Linked DNA regions of Homo sapiens: regions 1 and 3 are each linked to region 2. The links are chromatin loops, found by intact Hi-C in ENCODE. Cell type or tissue: K562. All regions are shown on one strand.

Region 1 (8,000 bases), 290 kb after region 2:
CTACAAATTTCCCTTTTGGCACAGCTTAAGCTACAACCCGTAAGTTTTGGTGTGCTGTGGTTTCATTTTCTTTCACCTCAAGGTATTTTCTAATTTCCCTCTTGATTTTTCCTTTAATCCATTGGTTATTTAGGAGTGTGTTGTTTAATTTTCACATATTTGTGAGTTCCCCAAATTTGTTTCTGTTACTGATTATTAGTTTTATTCTGTTGTGGTCAGGGAACATATTTTGTATTCTTTCTATCCTTTTTAATTTATTGACGTTTGTTTTATGGGCTACCACATAGTCTATCCTGGAGGTGTGTTTCCCCACTGCTATCTGGACTCATCTGCACTCCACTGTTTCTGATGAGGAGGCACCTGTTAATAATTGGGGGTTCCCTTGTAAGTGATGAATTGTTTTTCTTTTGCTGCTGTCAAGATTTTCTCCCTGTATTTGGCTTTCAGCTTTTCTTTCTGTCTCTCTCTCTTTCTTTCTCCCCTTCCTTCTTCCTTTCCTTCCTTCCTTCCTTTTCTTTCTTTCTTTCCTTCCTTCCCTCCCTCCCTCCCTCCCTCCCACCTTCCTTCCTTCCTTCCTTCCTTCCTTTCTTCCTTCCTTTCTTCCTTCCTTCCTTCCTTCAACAGAGTCTTGCTCAGTCACCCAGGCTGGAGTGCAGTGGCACCATCTCAGCTCACTGCAACCTCCACCTCCTGGGTTCAACCGATTCTCCTGCCTCAGCCTCCCAAGTAGCTGGGATTACAGGCCCCCACCATTATGCCCAGCTAATTATTTTTTGTATTTTTAGTAGAGACGAGGTTTCATCATGTTGGCCAGGCTGGTCTCAAACTCTTAACCTCAGGTGATCCACCCACCTTGAACTCCCAAAGTGCTGGGATTACAGGCGTGAGCCACTAGGCCCGGCGGCTTTCAGCATTTCTAATGTGATATATTTATTTGTGGATCTCTTTGCATGTATCCTATTTAGAGTTTATTGAGCTTCCTGGGTATGTAGATTGTTTTTCAATAAATTCGTGACATTTTCAGCCATTATTTCTTCAACTATTTTTTTCTGTTTTGTTCTTTGTCTCCTTCTCTTCTGTATTCTGTTCTGCATATGTTGGCGTGCTTATGGTGTACCAGTCCTCTGAGGCTCTGTTTATTTTTCTTCATTCTATTTTCTCTCTGTTCTTTGGATTGCATAATCTCTATTGATTTATTAATATCTTCAAGTTGGCTAATTCTTTCTTCTGATTGTTCAGATTTACTGTTGAGCTCCACTAGTGAATTTTTCATTTTAGTAATTGTACTTTTCTTCTTCTTCTTTTTTTTTTTTTTTGAGATGGAGTTTTGCTCTGGTTGCCCAGGCTGGAGTGCAGTGGCGCAAGTTTGGCTCACTGCAACCTCTGCTTCCTGGGTTCAAGCAATTCTCCTGCCTCAGCCTCCCGAGTAGCTGAGATTACAGGCGCGTACCACCAAGCCTAATTTTTGTATTTTTAGTAGAGATGGGGTTTTGCCATGTTGGCCAGGCTGGTCTCGAACTCCTGACCTCAGGTGATCTGACTGCCTCGACCTCCCAGTGTGCTGGGATTACAAGTGTGAGGCACCGTGCCCCACTAGTTATTGTACTTTTCAACTCCAGAATTTCCATTTGGTTCTTTTTAAGAATAATTCTATCTCTGTATTAATATTTCTATTTGATGAGACATTATCATCATATCTTTCTTTACTTCTTCAATCACAGTTTTCTTTAGTTATTTCTGAACATATTTATAATGGTTGCTAGGAAATCTTTGTTAAATCTGATATCTGGTTGCTTTCACAGGCAGTTTCTGTTCCTGTTTTTTTTTTGTGTGTGTGTGTATGGATCACTCTTTTATTTCTTTTTATAGCTCTTAAGTTTCTCTGGGAAACTGGGCTTTTTAGACAATATATTGTCACATATCTGGCTACCGGTCATCCCCCTGCCCCTACCCAAGCTTGATACTGTTATTTACTTGTTTTGTTGTTTGGTGACTGGTTGGATTATTTTAGTGAATTCCCCCACCTGCCACAGTGTGAAGCCTCTGATGTTGCACCTTAAGGAGCGTTGCCTTGAGTGTACCCACAGTCATCCTGTAATGACAGTGGTTTTGGCGGGGCTCTCTTATCTATTTCTTTCTCTGACCACAGCTATCCGTTAAACTACGCTAATTCCTGGCTGATTGCTCTGTTGTTTTCAACAATGCCTTTTATGGAAAAACAAACCATGTTTTTCCTCTGCTCTTACACCAACACAACAACAATCAACACAGAAGACTTCTCTGACTCCTAAATACGTGGCTGTTTCTCCCCACCAGCAAGCAAGCAGTCAGTTCCGCAGTGGACACCAGCTAGGTGTCCTCCAACTCAATTCTGACGCTATTTATCTGGAGACAGTGTCAGATCCCACAGGTTGGGGGCTCAGTCCCCATAATTGCCTTGGCAGATTTGGGATTTGAATCCAGGCAGTCTTAGCTGTGAACCACCACACAAATCCACCTTTCTCCAAAGAATGGAGGCCTGAGCTCCCTTGTAACTTGGGGTAAATAATCTGGGCACATATCCTTGAGGAATAGCAGGACCAGAATGCTCTGCACAGGACTGGAAATGGCTGGGGGGAGGAAAACCAAGTCCCTGACAGTGTTGACCATTTCCTTCATCCTGTGAGGCAATGGGCTTGACCCTGCAATGTTCCCAGCACAAGTCTGAGGAGTGATGCAATAGAGAGTGGGTGAGTTGAGTAACCACTTGAAATTCCACTCCTCTCTTCCCTTTTCATAACAGGTGTCCTAACTTTCTGCCAAGCACACTCAGGTTTTCCATGTTCTGCTTAGAAGTTACCAACTGGCTGTTGGTTAGGCCTAGCAAATTATGTAGACTTCTTTTCGGCTAAGAATCATAGCAAGTTTATTCCCTCAGGGTAGGAAGGTCATATTTTTTCTTTAGGCTCCACCTTGGTCTTCCCTCGGAAGGGGAAATAGGAATTCTTTCTTCCTCAGGATGAGCTCGTATAAGGCCAGGCTCATTGATGATAAGAAGCAGAAATGGACTCAGCCTAAATTAAGACAAGGGAAGTGACAGGGCGGCCATGGCTGCCACAGGATGGAAGGGAAGGACTAGAACAGAGCTTAAACAGACAGGGGCCAGGCAGCTCAGATGGTTTTGGAAGCAGGGACGGTTCCACAGTCTTGCCTAGGTGCCATTACTGGGATGAATGAGCTTCCACCACTCCTTCTGTCCTTGTGTTTCTTACTCCATAGTCACATTCCTAGGAAAGCAAGTCCAAGCTTAGTTCTCATGCCTGCCTTTGGTTGCTGTAAGATGGCGAGAGGAAAGTCAGGCAGCGGCAGGGCACCTGGAAGACCCTTTTGTCTTAGGAATGGGATGGCGGATGCTGGGTTTACTCTCCACCAAGACTGTACAAAGTAGGTGCCAGATAATTCTCCAAAAGAAGATAGGCAGAGGAATAGGCAGTGCCAAATTCCCAGCACAGCTTGTGCTGGCAGGTGGGTACTGTCACTGTGGTACTTCCAAATAGGAAGAGATGTCTCTGACAGAATCAGGAACTGGATGGAGATTTACCCGTAGAAAAATGGTGACCTAAGTGAGATATGCTTTCCCCTTGCTCAGGCCGAAAACCCTGGGGTTCTTGCAACAGACTTCCAGCACGCCCCCCGTGGGTGCCTCTTGCCCTCTCCTGCCACTCATGGGAGCAGGACTGGTAGTATGAGGACACTAACAGGGGAAGTGACTGCCGTCATCTTGATTTCCTGTGTCTGAGCCTCTTATTCTGTGGTTAGATGGACACAAGGTCCCACAGTGGGGCCCCATTGCCCCCCTCTCACCCCCCTTTTTAGCCATGTTGAGTGGGTCTCTGTTTCTTGCTTCAAATGGAGCCTCTTGCTTCTCCAGCCCCAGATAGAGAGCCTGCACGCATGACTTTGTGCGTCTTTGTAAGCCCCACCAGGCCCTGGGTCGGGGAGATCTGAGTGTGAAGGGGCAGAGCCCGAGAACCTGCCCAGCTCCTTGCCTGGCTTGGGACCTCAATAAGCTCTGTCCACCCTCCACCCCAGGGATGACATTCCAAGTCCTGGGGGACCTGAGACCCACCCACCAGGAGCAGGTGTCCTGCGGCCTGGACCAGGTTTGGGCAGATTTGCTTGAATTCACTGTGGGTATTTCAAAAGTGTGCTTAGGGATGGGGCATTTCTTTTCTTTTTTTAAAGTTGTGGATTATTTCTCACATTTTGTATGAGGATCCTAATTCCGAAGTTGTTTTCTTTCTCCAACATGCTTGGGTCGTCTCATAAGGAACCCGCCTTAAAGGCAACGACACATATGCTGCCACCTAGTGGAGGAAAATGATCAGCTTCTACAACTGCGTAAAGTCACGAATCACTTAACCACAGAAATACAGATACGGTCTGAGAAACGCGTCTTTAGGTGATTTCATCGTTGTGCAAACATCATAGAGTGTACTCACACAAGCCTAGATAGTATCACACAAACCTAGATGGTATAGTCTACTTCACACCTAGGCTATATGGTATAGCCTATTTCACTGAGGCTACAACCCCCTACAGGGTGTTACTGTACTGATACCCTAGGCAATTGTAACATGCTAGTAAGTATTTGTGTCTAAACATATCTAAACATAGAAAAGGTACAGTAAAAATATGGTATCATAATCTTATGAAACCACTGTCATATATGTAGTCCATCTTTGACTGAAACGTCATTGTGTGGCACATAACTATGTGGAAAGAGAAATTGTATGGAAAGCTTCAGCGCTTCCAACCTCTTTCTTGTTTCCCTCACATCAACTGATATATGGGTCAACTTTTTATTAAAACAATTGGGTACTCATAGAAAATTTCACTTTATTTCCTAAACAATAGCTCATAAAAATGTGTACCATTTATTTAGGGTTTCCTATGTGCTAAACACTTTACGTACGTTCCCTCAATCCTCACTGCACTCCTATGAGCTACACATTGTTATTATTCCTATTTTGCAGATAAGGAAGGTGAGACTCAGAAAGATTAAATAACTTCCAACTTCCAGAGTTTACACACTTAACCAAGTCTGTCTTGCTTCACCTTTAACCTTAACAACATTTATTGACTAAAATTACACAAACATAAAAAAGGCATCCAAAATCCTGAAACTATCTCAAGTGCATTCCACAATTAATCAAATAAGTAAATATGTGGCAGAGAGTGAGAACCAGGTTTTTCACTGTTGAAAAAGCATAACAAATATGGAAAGGGGGAAGGTTAGAATACCCCCTATGGAGCTGGATTAGAATCAGAGGAATTGGTGTGAATGGATGGTTTATATACGTAGGTAGATATAGAAACTGTTATAGGTATATATATTAGGTAGATATAAAAACAGTTATAGTTATAGATATAACTATATATACATACACATACATATATAACTATAACAGTTTATCTACTATATATATGTGTTATAGGTATATATATTAGGTATATATATCAGCCATTAACTTCAGTGTTCATAGATGATTCTGTGGCCGGCAAGAACCATCAATGAACACTGAAGTTAATGGCTGCAAATGTGATGAGAAACAAAATATTTATATAGTCTCAAAGCCTCTTCACAAGAGACTTATTAATTGCAAAGGGAACAATAGCATAATAACTGTGCAGTGGACCAGTCTGGTAGGTACCACCTTTTCCAAGTGATCAAAGTTAAGATCACCAGGAACAAGATGTACCAGCATCCTGTGCCTCCTGCTGTGATGTACTGAGAAGGACTCACTGTCCCTTCTGTGGTGTTCTTGCCAAAAATGCGTAACTACAATCTAATAATGAGTAAACACTATACACACCCAAAGTGAGGAACATTCTACAAAATAATTGGCCACCACTCTTCAAAAGTGGCACCATCATGAAAGACAAAGACTGAGGAAGCTGTCCCAGATTGAATGAGACAACTCAGTGCAATGCAGGATCCTGGAACAGAAAAAGAACATTTGTGGGACAGTTGACAAAGTTTGAATAAAGTCTGGAGATCAGTTCACAGTATTGTATCAGTGTTCCTATCCTGGTTGTGAGAATTAGGATAATTATACGGTGCAGTGGTGCAGCTTTTTTTGGAAAGCTGGGTGAAGGGTATATAGTATTCTTTGTACCACTTTTGCAGTGTTTTCAAAGTCTAATATTATTTCAAAGCTAAAAACTAAAACAAGCTTACAATAAAAAATATGTAAGTAAAAATCCTTTAAAAAGACATGACAAAGTGTGTCAGATATTAGATTATCAAAAGCTAGGAACTCTCTGGGGCCAGAGCTCAAATTCTCTTGTTTTCAGTCTCTTTATCAAATGAAAACTTCTGTCTGCCTTCTACCTTTAGCATGACACAGAAGTAGAAAGAAGGGAAGTGTTTGGGCAAATGTTGAGCAACACACACACAGCAAATGCTCATTTGATGTTTTGGCTGAATCGTAGAACACAGTAGACTGTCTAAACCCTCTGTTCCTGTTCTGGAATGTTCTGATCATAGCTGCTGGCTTATGTCTATCTTATAGCGATCCCCAAAGCTGCACCCGGCGTGGTCCTGAGGATCACAGGACTTAGCATTTCCTGCTTCCACAATGCTGGCCCTTAAGGGATATACTTAGGGATCCAGAGGAAGCAGATTGTATCTGTTGAGTGCTTGAAATAATAATAGTGATGATGATTGATGATAATGATGATGATGATGATGATATCTAAGCTATCACATGCCAGGCACTGTTCCAAATGCTTCAATGCTTAAACCATCCCTGGGAGGAAGGGTCTGTTACTGCACACATTTACAGAGTGAGTGCATCGCTTAGGCTCTCTCGCTTCTCTACATGGCCCGTAAGTAGCGGAGCTGGGCTCTGACCCCACGCAGACTGCCTCTGGAGCCCACCTTCTGATGAATGAGAATGCACATGGGGCAGTGGGCTGAGTCATGGGACACATGCAAGGTGAGTTGGGGATTAGCCTCAACCCCTTTTGGCTTTGATAGAAATCCTTCTCAGAGACTCTCGGAACAGAGTGGTGGTAAAGCACCACCTGGGGCCTGTGGGAGGCCATTTTGGACCCAGTTCTCAGTTTCCAGGGCTGTAGATGTCCCTGGATGGGGCCAGCGCCTGGGGTCCCCCCACCACCCCACACCATACCAACTCTTGTTATTAGCCATTTATCTAGCCACTTAGCACTTTCTCTTGGAAGTGCCACGCTTTGGGACACTTGGAGGTTCTGACACGGGAGTTCCTGATAGTCTGCTTCTGGGTAGAGATAATCCTGATGACTGAGGTGCCTGAAACCCCTCCTGCTGCTGAGCTGAGCCCCGAGGTAGGACAAACACCCCTCTGGGCAAGTACAGAATGGAAACTGAAATAGAAATAAACTCCAACAAAAGCAAACTTCCTGGGGTTTTCCTCCTGCCTCCTCACACACACACCTCTGAAAGGTGTGTGTCTCAGAAGCAATGGCCTGGACCAGGAGTCCTGACCTTGCTGTGTGACTTTGAGCAAGGCCGGGCCCTCTTTAGGCTTCGGTGAACTCAGCTGTGAGTGAGGGGTAGGATTTGATGATTTCCAGCGTCTCTGCTTCCAGTGCCTTCACGTTATGGCACCCAGGGCTTGTGACAAGAGCAGAAGGAAGCCAGGCCCATTCCTGGTGGACTTGAAGGTGTTAGCTCTTTGTTCCCTGGAAGAGTGTGGCCACGGCATTAGGGAGGGCTTGCCACTGCTCTGTCCACACACAATTAGGGCTTAGGTGACTCAGAAGCGAACACACCATGTGTTAAAATAAGAGTTGGTGTTTCTGAGAAGGGAAGTCCAGGAGCTGACCAGGATGGGATTAGCTGTTGATAAGGGGCCCAGCATTGTTCTAGCTCTCCCCTGAGGCCCACACCACATCCTAGAAGAGAAGCCAGGTCCCTCGGCCCTACCAGGGCTGGGACAGTCGGGGCACAGCTGCAGGAGACGCCCTGGGAGGCT
Region 2 (8,000 bases):
TGCTAGTGCCAGTTGTGAGTCCTTTCACATGCAAACAGCTATCTCAGCTCTTTTTTTTTTTTTTTTTTTTTTTGAGACAGAGTCTGGCTCTGTTGCCCAGGCTGGAGTGCAGTGGCACCATCTCGGCTCACTGCAAACTCCGCCTCCTGAGTTCAAGCAATTCTCCTGCCTCAGCCTCCCGAGTAGCTGGGATTACAGGCACGTGCCACCACGCCCGGGTAATTTTTTCTATTTTTAGTAGAGATGGGGTTTCGACATGTTGGCCAGGCTGGTCTTGAACCCCTGACCTCAGGTGATCTGCTTGCCTCAGCCTCCCAAAATGCTAGGATTACAGGCGTGAGCCACTGCGCCCGGCCATACCCTCCCTTTTGAGGTGAGGCTCTTGAAGGCCCAGACCTTTCCTCCAGTGCTTTGAGGTCTGATCCTGATGATAATAACACCTCACTCATAACCTGGACTTCACAGTTTACAAAACACCCCTCCTCCTCACCCCCTCCCAAACTCGGTTTATTTTTGTCGTTAAAGCAGAGTTGTAGGCCAGGGTGGACCATAGGTTTTCTTGGTCACGAGAGACTTCCTCCCTCCCTGGGCTCCCCTCTGTAGTGGTGCCAAATAAAAATCTGATCAGTCAAGCCTGTAAGGTAACTAGCGCTAATGTGCAGAGCCAGTCCTGGGCAGGCCTGTTCATTATTTTGCACACTCTTACACCGAAAGGGCCCAGGACCCTCGCCTGACCCAGCCTTGCCTGCCAGGCCTGGGCTGGGTCTCCCAGCCCAAATTCTCACAAGAGGGCCGACTCCGGCCAGAGCGCGCCCCTCTTTGTGCCTCGGTTTGCCCACCTAGAGGTCAGTCCCGCAGGCGTGGCGGGTACATCTCAGGGTCGGCAGAAAGTGCCACCGGGAGCCCAGCCGGAGTTGAGGGCCTCGCGCCGGGCCCACTGTCCAGATCCAGGGCTCACGAGAAAAACGAGGACGCAGGAGAGCCACACGCCAGGACGCGTGTAAGGCCCCAACCCGGCCCCAGCCTGGGCCCTAGACCCCTAAGAACTACAAATCCCAGCAGGCAGTGGGCCGCGGGGCGGGGTCTCGGAAGCTGCGGCCTGTGGTGCCTTTGCTGAGCCCAGGTCCGGAGGGCCCTCGGGGACGGGAGCACCACAACAGACCCCCGGACACACTTACACACACAGTCTCACAAACACACAGTCACACACGCACACACACACACGCGCGCGCGCGCGCCTTTTGGCCCCTCCCCTACAAACTACAAATCCCGGCAGGCAGCGGGCCGTTGGGCGGGGCCTTGGGTGCTGATCCGGACGCAAAGATTGCGCCAGCCAGGGTGGGATCCCGGTAGCTAGGTGGGGGCTACCCTGCTGGGGAAGAGATGGCCTTCTCTCCTCGCAAACCCAGCTCCCCACCCCTGCACGCGCCCCTCTGCCCTGGAGTCGCTGGTCCGAGCCCTCCTTCTCTGCGAACCTGAGCCCCGCCCTGCCCTCCCTACGAGGTTGGGGCCGTGGGAGATGAAGATGGTGGGTGGGGGGTTGGGCCCACAGCCTGCTAAGCAGGCAGAGTGGCCTCCTGAACCCTTCCTCCATCGCCTAGAGCAAACTCCCATTCCTGGAAGGAGGAGCAGCCCAGACCCTGAGACTGGACTAGGTCTGTTAGGGTCCCTGTGTGGCCGGCAGGACTCGTGGTGAAGCCCGGGGAAGGCCTGGGTCCTCCAGGTCAGGGATGTAGGTCCCAGGGTGTGCAGGCCGCGGTATCTGACCATCGTCGGCGCCCTGCGCCCAGGCATCAATTTTACATGGCAGAGTCAAGGTGAGGTTAGGAGGCTGCCAGGAGGTAATAACCAGGGCGCTCGCATTCAGCATCCTCTCTCTCAAAGCACTCTCCTCACACCTCAGGGTCAAATGTCAGAGCTCTTGTCCTAACTTCCCAGGTTGCCCAAGGAGCTTCTGAGGCGCTACAGAAGGGACTTACCCAGACCCTTCAGTGCAAGCCAGGAACTCAGGGTCCGGCCTGCTCGGTAGGATGAGCTGTGCTGAGGCCCTACTTCATCCACCCTTCTGGGCCAGGGCAGCCTCTTTCCAGAGGCCTCTTCTCAGCTGATTTCTGGCTCCCAAGCGGGAGACTCAGGTTACACCTGTATCGGGAGCAGTGACACCACAGTGGCCAGCAACACATTGGACTTTCTGTCTCCAACTCCATTTTCAGCTTTTACACTTCCTGATCTGGGCATATACTGCTACATACTGGATCATCAAGGAAGGAGGAAAATACCTAGTCAATGAAGGTTTAGCCATGACCTTGTAAGTCAGTGAGATTTCATTCTTGTGTGGTTAGTTCGAGGCGAGCTACTTCCTAGAAATATTTCATTTGATCTCTAAACACCTAGAAACAGCTCCAAAAGGGATATTCAAAGTAGATTGCCCAGATTCTCTTGATAGCAGATGTGGGGTTCATATTAACTGGTCGCGTGGTCTCTAAGCATGCCTATTTCTGCCTGGGAAGTTCTCAAAGGTTTGGTTTTCTGAGTGTTTCTGTTAAAACAATCAGCCTTTTGTTGAGTAGCCCTTTTGCCCCTAGAGAGGAGAGATAGGTACCATAGAAACTTGGAGACAGCTATTGACTCAGTCCCTGGACTCTTTAATAAGAGCCCGTTCTGTTTTGTTTGTTTGTTTGTTTGTTTGTTTCCTGAGACAGAGTCTCGCTCTGTCTCCCAGGCTGGAGTGCAGTGGCGCAATCTCGGTCCACTGCAACCTCTGCCTCCCGGGCTTAAGCGGTTCTCCTGCCTCAGCCTGCCTCAGCCTCAGTAGCTGGGATTATGGGATCACAGGCGCACACTACCACGCCTGGCTAATTTTCGTATTTTTAGTAGAGACGGGGTTTCACCATGTTGGCCAGGCTGGTCTCGAACTCCTGACCTCAGGTGATCAGCCCACCTTGGCCTCCCAAAGTGCCGGGATTACAGGCATGAGCCACCGTGCCCGGACTGAGCCCATTCTCTTATTATTAGAAATCTTATTATCAGAATGTGAGCTTCTGCATTCCAGGGCTTCGCACCAGACCCTCAAGTCAGTAATGACCCTTGGGACATGCAGTGTGCCAAAAGCTGTTGAATGCCCATTCCTGCTCCCTGAAGATCCAACCAGCAATCAGCAGGGTGCAGTTAAAGTCACAGAGCAGTGTTGTTAGGTCATTACAGGGAATGTGGCTAAGGAAGGGCAAAGCCCAGCAAAACTTGTCCTAACTTCCCACGTTCTTTCGCTCTGCGGGCCTTGCCTTCATTTACCTTCCTGATAACTAAAGCCTGGGTCGGTGGTCCTCCAGGCCACGCCCCTTCCACCGTCAGCCTCCGGGCCCAGGAAATGAGCGACAGGCTGCCATGCCCCTCCTCACCACCAGGGGTCGCCCTCTCCCGTGGAACGACTGCTTAGGTCCCCACAGTGGCCCGGGACGGGGTGAGGGGACTGTGGCTTTGGCTCTGTGTACATCATATGGCCTTGGCCAGCATCCATTCTTCTCTGGCCTCGGCTTTTCTGTTGGTAAAAGGGAGGGAGGGTGATCTCAGGGCCCTCCAGGCCCATCAAGGAAGGAGGTGGGGTTGGAGACGTCGGGGAGCCACTGTGTCCAGTCTCTCCTAACGGGGAGGGTAGAAGACCAGCTGGGAACAGGAGAAGCTTGGCTCCCAGGCTCTGTGCTGAAGAAGGAAGCCTAAGCAGGGCCATGTTACATTTGGTGGAGGAGGGAGAGTGTAGGGGAGGAACAGACGCCGGCCGCTCCCGCTAAGGAAGGCAAATTGAGGAAAGGACCCAGTGGGGTGGGGAAGGTCGGCCAGAGGTATCCAGAGAACCAGAGAAAGTGAGTGTGAGGGAGTCCTTGGTGATCCATCTGCGCTGGGGAAAAAGGTTTTCAGCAGATAAACAGCCGGGACCTCGGGGGATTGTGCCTCAGCCTAGGCCCGGTAGTCGAAGACATATGGACAGGAAATGGGCAAGACACGGGCCTTTCAGAGAAGAGAGACCAAAGATGTTTGCAGAGAGGCAGGCTTTGCGCAACCTGTAAAGAATGAGTAAGGTTTGAATAGCAGCTACAACAAATATTGATTGAGAGCCTGCTGTGTGCCAGACTGTGGGCCCGGCACTTGGAATTTGGCCGTGAACCTAGCAGACACAGTGGCTGCCCATTTACATAGCGTGCAGTCGAGTGTGGGAGTTTACAGTCTAGCTGTGAAATAAACCTGTAGGTTTAATTATGGTGGGAGCTCAGAGAGCGGGGTAGGAGACTGTCCTGGTCTGGGACCTCCACTGCTGAGGAAGGGTCACCTAAGCTGGGGCCTGCAGGAGGAGGGAGGAAAGGGGCCAGGATGTTCCAGAGGAGGAATAGCAAATGTACACTCCAGATAAGAAGGGCCTGGTGGAGATTAGAAAGGGTGGAAAGAAGCCATGTCACACTGTGTTTGCAACCACTCTCCCCCACACCCAACCTCACCTGTGTATCCTGTGTACTTGGTCACCTCCTGGGCTCTCTTGGGGGCAGAATCTGGGCAGCGGGGGAATGGATCAAGCTGAAAGACAGCTAAAGAGACTGTGGCTGAGTGCAGGATAAAGAGCCAAGGTGGAAGGGAGAGGGCTGGGCTCTGGGAGACGGGGACATCTGTGAAGAGGATATTGCCATTTTGGGGGTAACATTTTTTGAAGTATGATATACATATAGAAGAGTCCTTTTTTCTTTCTTTCTTTTTTTTTTCTTTTTACTGTTGTGCTGCATATTAAGAATGCCCTCTTGGTCGAGTGCAGTGGCTCACACCTGTGATCCCAACACTTTGGGAGGCTGAGGCAGGAGGATTGCTTGAGCCCAGAAGTTCAAGACCAGCCTGGACAACATAGTGAGACCCCATATCTGTTTTTAAATTAAAAAAATTAAAAAGAATGCTCTCTCTCTTTGTCATATTCTGTAAAGATTGAGTAAATATCTAGAAATTCCACTAAAATTTCCTTAAGTCAACAGGACACAGAATGGTCTGCCTGGGCCTCAGTCACATTGGAGGAGCAGAGAGAGAAGGTGAGTGTGAGGGAGTCCCTGGGAAACAATGGAGGGACTGGGGATGGGGAGGTAGGAGGGGCCTGATCTTTCCAGGCATCAAGAAGCATTTGGTTTCTGTTCAAGGAGCCATGAGGAGTCACTCAAGGGTTTTAGGCAGAGCCGTGACACAACCAGAGATACTACGAGCAAAGGTTCCGGAACAGGGCAGGGCAGGACAGGTGAGTGGGACAGAGGCACACCACCTGGGTGGGACAGAGGGAAGAGGATGCTGCTGTCTGGGACACTGTGCCCTAGAGGCTGGGGAAAACCAACCTCAACTTTCAGCTCCCAGCCTAACCCTAGGAGAACCTGAGAAGAACTAGTGGAATGCCTTCCGGAAAAACAGAGACAAACTACACACCAGACTTTTGTTTGTTTGTTTTGTTTTGTTTTGAGATGGTGTTTCACTCTTGTCACCCAGGCTGGAGTGCAATGGCACGATCTCGGCTCACTGCAACCTGCACCTCCTAGGTTCAAGCAGTTCTCCTGCCTCAGCCTCCCTAGTAGCTAGGATTACAGGCGCGTGCCACCACGTCTGGCTAATTTTTGTATTTTTAGTAGAGACAGGGTTTCGCCATGTTGGCCAGGCTGGTCTCGAACTCCTGACCTCAGGTAATCCGCCTGCCTTGGCCTCCCAAAGTGATGGGACTACAGGCGTGAGCCCCTGCACCCGGCCTGTTTTTTTTTTTGTTGTTGTTGTTGTTTTTGTTTTGTTTTGTTTTGTTTTTTGAGACGAAGTCTCACTCTGCTCACTCTGTCGCCCAGGCTGGAGTGCAATGGCACAATTTCGGCTCACTGCAACTCCCACCTCCCAGGTTCAAGTGATTCTCCTGTCTCAGCCTCCCGTGTAAGTGGGATTATAGGCGTGTGCTATCACACCCGGTTAATTTTTTGTATTTTTAGTAGAGATGGGGTTTTACCATGTTGGCCAGGCTGGTCTCAAACTCCTGACCTCAACAGATCCACCTGCCTTGACCTCCCAAAGTGCTGGGGTTAGAGGTGTGAGCCACTGCACCTGGCCAACAAACTACACACCAGACTTTCTACCCACTGCCAGGGGAGACAGAGGGATGGTCTCTCACAAAGCTCTGAAACTGTGGCAAGAAATGATTGTGCACCAGGGAGGGATGGGGCAGAGGCCTCTCCTAGGGAGCCATCTGTCCCTCGCTCTGTCAGCCCTTCATCACCCATCACAGCTGTCCCGAGTCAGCTGAGTCAGCAGACCTGTGACAGCAGCAGGCGAGGGAGGAAGAGGGGCCTCTGCTAGCTTGTGTGAAGCCAGCCCCATCATCCATTGGCCCAGGACAGCCCCTTCCCTCCCTACTGCAAACTGCTGTCCCCCGGGATTGCCCCTGGCTTTAACTTGAACCCAACCACAGAGTTCCGTTGGCTGTAGGCCCTTCCACCAGGAACGTCTTGGGCCTCTAACCTGAGCACCTGCTCTGGCAAAAATGTCCTGAGGACTCAAGGCCCCTTACCCTTGTGGGACCTTCTTCTCCACATGCAGCTCCCTGCCCTGTCCCCCTGTTTCCAGGCTGGTCTTGAGCTTCTGAGCTCCCCAGCTCCTGTCCCCCTATTTCCTCAGGGACAGACCTCTCCCCACGCACTTGGCCCTAACCTCATGTTCAGAAAGTTCTTTCCTTTCTACCCCACCTAAACTTCACTTGCCTTTGTGGGTTCCCACTCTGCTGGGAGAGGAATCCTTGTGTCATCAGTACCTCTCTTCCACTCCCCTCAAGAAGGGAAACCTGGCTTTCCCATGGTGGCCCCCACATAACCTCCTGTTGGCCTGGCCTCCCGCTCCCTGGCCCTGCCTTCCCCTAGTGCCTCTGTCTTCCTGTGCTTCCTTATATTTGAAGTCCAGGTCACATCTCCCTCCCTCTTTCCCTTCCTCCCTTCTTTTTCTTTCTTTCTATCTATATTGATGGATTTTTTTAAATTATAAAAATAATTAATGGTTGGGCACAGTAGGTCTCACCTGTAATCCCAACACTTTGGGAGGCTAAGGCAGGAGGATCACTTGAGGCCAGGAGTTTCAGACCATCCTGGGCCACATAGCAAGACCTCATGTCTACAAAAAATGTTTAAAAATTAGCTGGGCCTGGTGGTGTGAGCATATAGTCCTAGCTACTTGGGAAGTTGAGGCTGGAGGATCAGTTGAGTCCTAACCTAAACTTGAGGCATGAGTTTGAGGCTGCAGTGGTCTATGGTCATGCCACTGCACTCTAGCCTGGGTGACAGGGTGAGACCCTGTCTCTAAAAATAAATAGTCCTGGCTGGGCTTGTTGGCTTACGCCTGTAATCCCAGCACTTTGGGAGGCCGAGGCAGGTGGATCACAAGGTCAGGAGTTTGAGATCAGCCCGGCCAACATAGTGAAACCCCGTCTGTACTAAAAATACAAAAATTAGCCAGGCATGGTGATGCGCGCCTGTGGTCCCAGCTACTCAGGAGGCTGAAAAAGGAGAATCGCTTGAACCTGGGAGGCAGAGGTTGCAGTGAGCCAAGATCGTGCCACTGCACTCCAGCCTGGGTGACAGAGCGAGACTCCATCTCGAAATAAATAAATAAATAAATAAATAGTCCCAACACTATACAAGTATAACGCCGTAACACTAGTTCTATCTGGTTCCACCTTCCCAGGAGACACCCATACCTGGGTTCACTGTTTGAGTTTCTTGGCATCCATTTGGTGATCCCACTGACTCTGAGGTTTCATCCCCAAATTAAAGTTCTTTTCTTTCTTTCTTTTTTTTTTTTTTTTTTTTTTGAGACTGTGTTTCACTCTTACTGCCCAGGTTTGAGAGCAATGGCGCGATTTCGGCTCACAGCAACCTCCGCCTCCTGGGTTCAAGCTATTCTCCTGCCTCAACAACCTCCTGAGGGCTGGGATTACAGGTACTCGCCACAATGCCCGG
Region 3 (8,000 bases), 79 kb after region 2:
TGAGGCAGGAGAATCCCGTGAACCCGGGATGTGGAGGTTGCAGTGAGCTAAGACTGAGCCACTGCACTCCAGCCTGGGTGACAGAGCGAGACTCTGTCACACACACAATAAAACCACACACACACACAAACAAAACAAAACAAAACAAAAACTCATGTATCTTCTGCTCCTAAACTTTGATATGGCTAACTGTGGCTTTAATGCATTATGCCAAAGTGCATTTTCACCAGGTAAGGAAGGTTTTCATGATCCACTGACTGAGGACAATTAAATCCTTCATGATCAAGAACATAGAGATTGGGTCTTCTAGAAACAACACACCTTGCCACCCACACTGCAGCAAAACTTTAGGACTTTGAACCTTGGGTCTGTAATCTCACAACTCAGAAGGGCCCCTCCAGACTCTTAGAACTGTATATCTGTTGGAGACCTCAAGATAAAGCTAACCAGGGAAGTTTCTCACCAGAAGCAGATGGAATCCTAGATGTGGAAAGCTTTCTCAAGATGACAGATCAAGACTTCTTTGCCATCATGAGACTCTTACCTCTCTTAATTTTTTCCTCGCTTATGCCTTTATGAAGACTAGAACTAGAAAAAGTCTTGTGTGGACCCATGGGGTATACTTTTATTTGTGGAGGATTTCACCGCTAACCTTATGCATGAGCAACCTTATGCCTTGATGGATAGAAGATGAAGGGCCAAAGTGGGTGAGGAATTTTCACGGTACCTTTGTAGCTCCATAATCAGTCAGAAACAGAACATTGGTCTATTTCTTTTAACCTACATTATAGGTTGAAGCAAACGTTGCCAGGAGGCCTTCACCCTTCTGAATGGGCATAATTCGTTAGGTTGCTTTTTCCATGATTTGGGGTAAATGAGGCAATGATTAGAAATTTGTCCCTCATAGTAGACTCTATAGCAGATTCAACTATAAACACTATGCTAAAGACTTCTTTAAACTTTTTGCTAAAGTTGTGCTACATAATAGAACTGCTCTAGGCTACTTACTGGCTGAACAGAGAAGAATCTGTGCAGTTGCTGACTACATATATATATATATATATACATACACACACACACACACACACACAGAGAGAGAGAGAGAGAGAGAGAGAGAGAGAGAGAGAGAGAGAGAGAGGAGAGAGAGAGAGACAGGATCTCACTACGTTGCCCGAGCTGGTTTCGAACTCCTGGGCTCAAACAATCCTCTTGCCTGGGCCTCCCAAAGTGCTGGGTTATAGGTGTAAGCCACCATGCCCAGCCAATTGCTGACACTTCTTGTTGCACATGGATGAATATGTCAGGTACTATAGAGATTCATTTGCAGGGGATTAAAAAACTGGCTGCTTGGTCGAAACTCGTAGACCATTTATCAAGCTTATTCTTTAATCTATTTAATTTTAGTTGGTTCAGTTCATGGGGACCCTGGCTAAGCAGCATACTCCAAACTCTTGGTATTGTCCTTCTGGTAGTCATAATAGTCATCTCCCTGGTGAAATATATCCTCTCAAAAATTGTAAATGTTTAATGCAGCCATGCATAGAATGTCAAATGGTCTCTCTTCAACTGGGATGACAAAATCTCAAAGAAATACATAATCATGAGGACACTATAACCTATGAAAGACATGTTGAGACCAGAAACCCAAAATGATCATAACTGAGAGTAGCAATTAGCGATGTTTTGGTCACACTCTCACTTAAGTGACAACATGATCAAAAGGGGAGAATTGTTCAACAAAATTATGGGAGGCCATTGTTTTGGACTGAACTCATGCACTAGGCCCCAACAGACTAGATTGGATCTAACCAAATGGAGTCAACTCATGCTAAATGCAGCACAATCAAACTAAAACTTTAAGGAAGCATATGGATCCCCAAAGAGACCAGATTTTTTTTCTCCAGAAAAGAGGGGATTATAGTATAATAAGGAAGTCGTCTCTGCTCTACCCTTTACAAAAAGGGAATCTAAATTCCTCGTTTCCACCTTATAAAACACAGTGTTCCACTATTTCTCAGTGGGATTTGAAACCAAGTAAGTCTATTTGCTATGGTGACAAAGTGACAGCAATACATAAAGTTTGGTCAACCTCTTCATTTTAAGAGGTTGACTAAAAGGAAGAAATTGTTCAATTAAGTTTAGCCTAAAGCTGCCTGCTTACATATTTTAAGTTTAGTCTGTAAACATATTAAACTGTAACCTAACTGGATGTGTAAACAGACAGTACCAATCACTGAGTTTTAGCAAATCACAGGTGGTCAACTGTTCAAACTATGTTCAAATAAAATAAACACCGATCTGTAACCAATATGGCTATTTCTATACATCACTTCCATTTTCTTTTTTAATTTTATTTATTTACTTATTTATCTATTTCGAGACGAAATCTTACTCTGTTGTCCAGGCTGGAGAGCAGTGGTGCAATCTTGGCTCACTGCAACCTCCACCTCCCAGGTTCAAGAGATTCTCTTGCCTTGGCCTCCTGAGTAGCTGGGATTACAGATGTGCGCCACCACACCCGGCTAATTTTTGTATTTTTAGTAGAGAAGGGGTTTCACCATCTGGCCAGCCTGGTCTCAAACTCCCGACCTCAAGTGATCCACCCACCTTGGCCTCCCAAACTGCTGGGATTACAGGCATAAGCCACCACGCCCAGCCTGACTTCCATTTTCTGTATGTCATTTTCCTTTTTTTGTTTTTGTTTTGTTTTGTTTTGTTTGAGACCAAGTCCTGCTCTATCATCCCCCAGACTGGAGTGCAGTGGGATGATCGTGGCTCACTGCAACCACCACCTCCTGGCCTCGAGTCATCCTCCCACCTCACCCTCCTGATTAGCCAGAACTATAGGTGCACACCACCACGCCTGGCTAATTTTTGTATTTTTTTGTAGAGACAGGGTTTCAACATACTGCCCAAGCTGGTCTTGAACTCCTGGGCTCAAATGATCCGCTCTCCTTGGCCTGCCAAAGTGCAGGGATTAGAGGCGTGAGTCACCACGCCCAGCCCATTTTCCTTTTCCTGTCCATAAATTCCTCTCTGACCACATGGCAGCATCAGAGTCCCTCTGGTTCAGGGAGTTACCGGATTCATGAATCATTCTTTGCTCAATTAAACTCTGTTAACTTTAATATGTCTAAAATTTTTCTGGCTGGGCATGGTGGCTCATGCCTGTAATCCCAGGCGGGTGGATCACCTGAGGTCAGAAGTTCAAGACCAGCCTGGCCAACATGGTGAAACCCTGTCTCTACTAAAAATACAAAAATCAGCTGGATATGGTGGTGGTGCCTGTAATTCCAGCTACTTAGGAGGCTGAGGCAAGAGAAACACTTGAACCCGGGAGGCGGGGGTTGCAGTGAGCCGAGATCGCGCCACTCCACTCCAGCCTGGGCGACAGAGGGAGACTCTGTCTCAAAAAAATAAATAAAATTTTCTTTTAACATGTGTAAGAGGCTGGGCGCCGTGGCTCATGCCTATAATCCCAGCACTTTGGGAGGCCAAGGCGAGTGGATCACCTGAGGTCAGGAGTTTGAGACCAGCCTGACCAGCATGGAGAAACCCCATCTCTATTAAAAATACAAAAATTAGCCAGGCGTGGTGGCAGGCGCCTGTAATCCCAGCTACTTGGGAGGCTGAGGCAGGAGAATCACTTGAACCCAAGAGGAGGAGGTTGCAGTGAGCCGAGATCGTGCCATTGCACTCCAGCCTGGGCAACAAAGCAAGACTCTATCTGAAAAAATAAAACAAAAACAAAACGTGTAAGAGGAAAGGTCTCATACTTACTAATATAAACGAATTGAGAACCAAATGCTCCATTCGCCTGTCCTGCTGCTCTGGAGATATCACCTCTCCCCTACTGCTTTTGAGGCCCAGGTTTTCAGTTATTCCCAGTCTTCTTTGTCCTGTCGTCCTTGCCTTCCCTCAAGCACTCATGACCAAAGAATAAGTAGGCCAAATAGATAACGTTCTTTAAAAAGAGTACAGAGTTCCTGACCTATTCATCTCCACTTTCCAAATACCTTTTGGCTTCAGCTTATCTCATTTTTGCAGCTTTAGCACCGAATGAAAACTGTGCATGAAGGAGCAGGCAGGTTCTCGCTTTGTGAAGCGTCTCCTTGTGCCTCGAGCTGGGGGAAGGGCTAGAATTGCAGTAACAGCAAGAGCACCCAAGAAATCGGTCTCAGTTTCCTTCCCCATTTTCAGAGGACAGTGGAGATCTCAAACAAAGCCAGCTAGGCACAGATTTCTTTAGAGCTTTGGGTTCTTTCCTCTACCAAACATTTTAAATTGTCATGTAAATTATACATTTGTCAGCTTTATCCTTTATGGCTTTTGGTTTTTCAGTCTTGCTTGGAAAGAAGTTTCCTAATCCCAAGACTTAGTTCTTCTTTATTTATTTCTGGTACTTTCATGTTGCTTAACTCTTCAATCCATTTGAAATTTATTCTGGGACTCTCCCCCAAATTAATGGCTTAATCCCTCTAATAGCATTTCTCCACTTCTTTGAAATGCCCCCTTTAAGAAGAAAATATTCTTCTATTCCCATAGTTGTTTCTGAATTGGATTCTGTTCCATTGATTTATTCCACTGATTCAGGGTCAGCACCACATTGTTTTTATTCTTATAGCTTCAAGGTATCTTTTGATATCTAAAAGGACATCCTCTTGTTTTTCTGATTTTCCAAATTTTTCTTGGTTGTTTTATACTTTAGTTTTGCAACCTAGAGCAAGTTATATAAGTCTGTGTCTATTTTCTCACCTGAAAAGGTTAAGATTGTGGGCTCTGCAGCCATATTGTCTGGGTACAAGTAAGGGTCCACCCAGGGAAACAGAGTCTTCTAGGTCTCTCTGGCAGAAGGAATTTAATACAGGGAATTGGCAGCACTGGAAATGGAAGGACTGAGAAGTCTAATGGAAGCACAAGACGCTACTATACAGGGAGTTACGTAGGAGGAGGTAGTGCAGCTAGAGCCCAGAGTGGGGGCCATCTGGTGGGATCTGAAACCCCATAGAGGCTGCCTGATGGGAGCTGAGATCATGGAGGGAGGGCCTGTAGAGTAGATGTGAGAGCCACCTAAGGACATAACTGTTGCCAGAGACACTACAGGAAGAAGAGAAAGAGAGAGAGATACCTTGGCTTCTCTCCACCTCCTCCCTCTCTCCCAGCTTTCCATTGGCTGAACCAACCTGGAAGCCAGAGAGCAAGGGAGCCTGGGAAACGCAGTTCTCTGTGATATAGCACAAAGGCTCAGAAAGGCAGAGAATTACTCCGAGAGGAAAAGGCAGTTGACCACAGCCGTTTATTAGTTGTGTGACCTTGAGGAAGTTAGTTAACCTCAGTTGCCTTAGCTTCCTCCTCCAAAAAGTGGAGATGAATAATAGTAGTACTTTCCTCACAAGGCCACTGCGAGGATTAAATGCATTAGTACGTGTTACATATTTTGTATTATTTAACTTAGTAAGTGTTATTTATTATTATTGTATAAAATGAAGATAGCAATACCTATCTTGCAGAGTACTATAAGATGTTTGCCGGCCAGGCGTGGTGGCTCATGCCTGTAGTCCCAACACTTTGTGAGGTCAAGACAGGAGGATCACTTGAGGCCAGGAGTTTAAGACTAGCCTGGGCAACACAGTGAGACCCAGTCCCTACAAACAAATTTAAAACTGGGGCAAGGGGGAGGGTTTCAAATTTAAAAAAATTTAAAATTAGCCTTGGCCGGGCATGGTGGCTCATGCCTCCCAGCTACCTGGGAGGCCGAGGCAGGCCAATCACCTGAGGTCGGAAGTTCGAGACCAGCTTGACCAATATGGAGAAACCTCATCTCTACTAAAACTACAAAATTAGCTGGGCATGGTGGTTCATGGCTGTAATCTCAGCTACTTGGGAGGCTGAGGCAGGAGAATCGCTTGAACCCGGGAGGTGGAGGTTGCAGTGAGCTGAGATCGCACCATTGCACTCCAGCCTGGGCAACAAGAGTGAAACTCCGTTTCAAAAAAAAAAAAATCAGCCATGCATGGTGATGCATGCCTGTAGTCCTAGTTACTCAGGAGGCTGAGATGGGAGGATCACTTGGGCCTAGGAGTTCGAGGCTGCTGTGAGCCCTGATTGCACCACTGCACTCCATCCTGGCTGCCCAAAAAGAAAGGTTTGCACCGTGTTGTGCACATAGTACTGGGTACTTCATAAATGTTAGTCCCCCTTGTAGCCCAGTGTGCTCACTAATATCTGTAGCCGATAATAACAATGGCTTTGACCTGGGGAGGAAGCAGCCTCCCCAGAGTAGGGAGGGACATTCTTCTTGCATTACCAGAGATCTAGGAGGACTCTGGAGGGCTGGGACTTCAGTAGTCCAGGCAGTGCACACCCCTACATCAGCCAATATGAACACACAGAGATGCATTTGGAGTAACATCTGCATTCTTTTCTGGACCTTCTCTTCTTGATCCCATTGGTGTCCCTTCTTTGATTTTAGCCTGATTTTTTTTTTTTTTTTTTTGGCTCATGCTGATAATTATCTGTTTTTGCACTCACATACATGCTGCCAACGTTCATGAGCATACAACTTCCTGTGCGCATTAAATACTTTACCACTTATTGCCCCAACTGATCCTCCCAACAAACCCCCTGATGCAGCCAGGGAAGCTTCACTATCCCCATTGAGCAGTAGCAGAAGCCAACACTTTGAGAGGACACGTGTCTGACCCAAAGGCCCACAGGGAGTAGGCTAAGTAGTCAGGACTTGGGACAAGGCCTTCTCACTCTAGCTCAGGACTCTTCCTGCTAATATCCCAGGCTGCCTCCACAGCATGTGTGAGTTAATGCACACACACACACTCACACTCACACTAATACACCCACCCCTAAACACACACATAATAGATTCAATATCTCTGAAGGAAGGGTTCATGCCTTATCAATTTCCTGCTACAGATAAACTACCTGGCAGCTGAAATATAATAAATGATTGTGGAATTGAGTTGACATTGACTGCTACACTGCACCCCCTTGGGGGACTAACAGGGAGCACACAGATGAGGACCACAGCCAGAGCCAGAGCCAGAGTCCAAGTCCATCTTGACAACTCAGAGAAGACTTTGGCCCTTGCTTCTGGCTCTGTCCACGCCCTTCGTAGCACCCACGGAGCAGAGGGGCCTGGTCACAGGGAGAGGCTGAGATGCCCAGAGAAATGGATCTGGCCACCTGAGCTGAGGCTTCTCTGAAGGTGAGTCTTCACCGACCCCGCCCTAGTAGTGGTGAATCGCGTGTCCTGCCCTGTTCTCTGCTGCCCCTGAGCAGTGTCTGAACCAGGGGCGCCTTTTAACGCCACAGATTCTGCCTCAGGGCGTGGAACACCTTCTTCTAGAGGGGCGCGTGAGAACTCTGGTAGGCAGGAGCTTGCTCTGAAACTACTGTGCTAGTCAACCAATTGCCTCAGCTGGCCACCCAGGGCCTGGCATCCACACTGGTCCCTGGCAAGCCGTTCTGCACAGAGGTTTTCACACACGTGGGTACGGAGCACTGGCAGGAAGTACGAGACATTAGAAATTAGAAGCCCAAGCTAATAACACAGATCACCATCGGGGCTTCACTTTTTGCCAGCCACTTCTACGTAAATATATCTGGTTCTACCCTTCACTCAGCCAAGGCATGGGCGCTACTGGCCTCTGACTCAGCGCTCTTCATTGGCCTCAGCTGTTAAACTTGCTCCCTTCTGATATTTTGCAGATGCTAAGCACTCAACTGGTTTGTTGTGGCTTTGCATCGTGCTCTTTCTCATAATCCTGAGATGAGAGGCCACTATGTCCTCTGGGTCTGCGGGACTTCTGGGGCAAGGGTGCGGGGCAGGCCCAGCACAGGTGTCCAGGGAGCTGCCCACACTGCCGCTGTGTGCTCTTGGGAGTCCTGTTGGCTGTTCCATTCTCCTCTCTGCCCACAGAGGTCACAGTGCCCTTGCGAGTAAGCAGGAGAAGGCAGAGTCATGAATTAGCAACTGGAAAGGA

Evidence for each region. Hi-C counts contacts between places; a loop is a spot of excess contacts. Peaks named below come from ENCODE experiments on the same cell type or tissue, not always from the same donor. Only the 100,000 strongest peaks of a DNase experiment are listed, where the experiment ranks them.
Region 1: it touches region 2 in a loop (5-fold over the local background); 13 of 110 quality-filtered maps call a loop at or near these places.
Region 3: a loop joins it to region 2, with 5 times the contacts of the local background. A loop is called at or near these places in 23 of 110 quality-filtered maps.

What each region holds. Positions count from the first base shown.
Region 1 is chr2:85,703,062-85,711,061 of GRCh38, forward strand. No RefSeq gene overlaps it. Among named protein-coding and RNA genes, the nearest start is that of GNLY, 13 kb to the left of the region's middle. RefSeq lists enhancers at 1,899-2,400, 7,636-8,000. In K562, a CTCF peak has its summit at 4,347 (motif pointing left); a DNase peak (open chromatin) is centred at 4,320; H3K27me3 peaks cover 920 bases.
Region 2 is chr2:85,417,428-85,425,427 of GRCh38, forward strand. It overlaps SH2D6 (SH2 domain containing 6), which reads left to right and starts at 1,287. Exons shown (of 24, transcript NM_001394463.1): 1 at 1,287-1,503; 2 at 1,602-1,817; 3 at 4,776-4,887; 4 at 5,003-5,063; 5 at 5,169-5,263; 6 at 7,881-7,980. It also overlaps a transcript of CAPG not described here. RefSeq lists enhancers at 628-737, 734-1,269, 748-907, 3,136-3,285. In K562, a CTCF peak has its summit at 3,405 (motif pointing right); DNase peaks (open chromatin) are centred at 1,034, 1,294, 3,434, 4,414 and 3 weaker places; H3K4me3 peaks cover 2,167 bases.
Region 3 is chr2:85,496,253-85,504,252 of GRCh38, forward strand. No RefSeq gene overlaps it. Among named protein-coding and RNA genes, the nearest start is that of PARTICL, 39 kb to the right of the region's middle. In K562, a CTCF peak has its summit at 6,999; DNase peaks (open chromatin) are centred at 3,041, 4,049 and 5,179; H3K4me3 peaks cover 1,627 bases.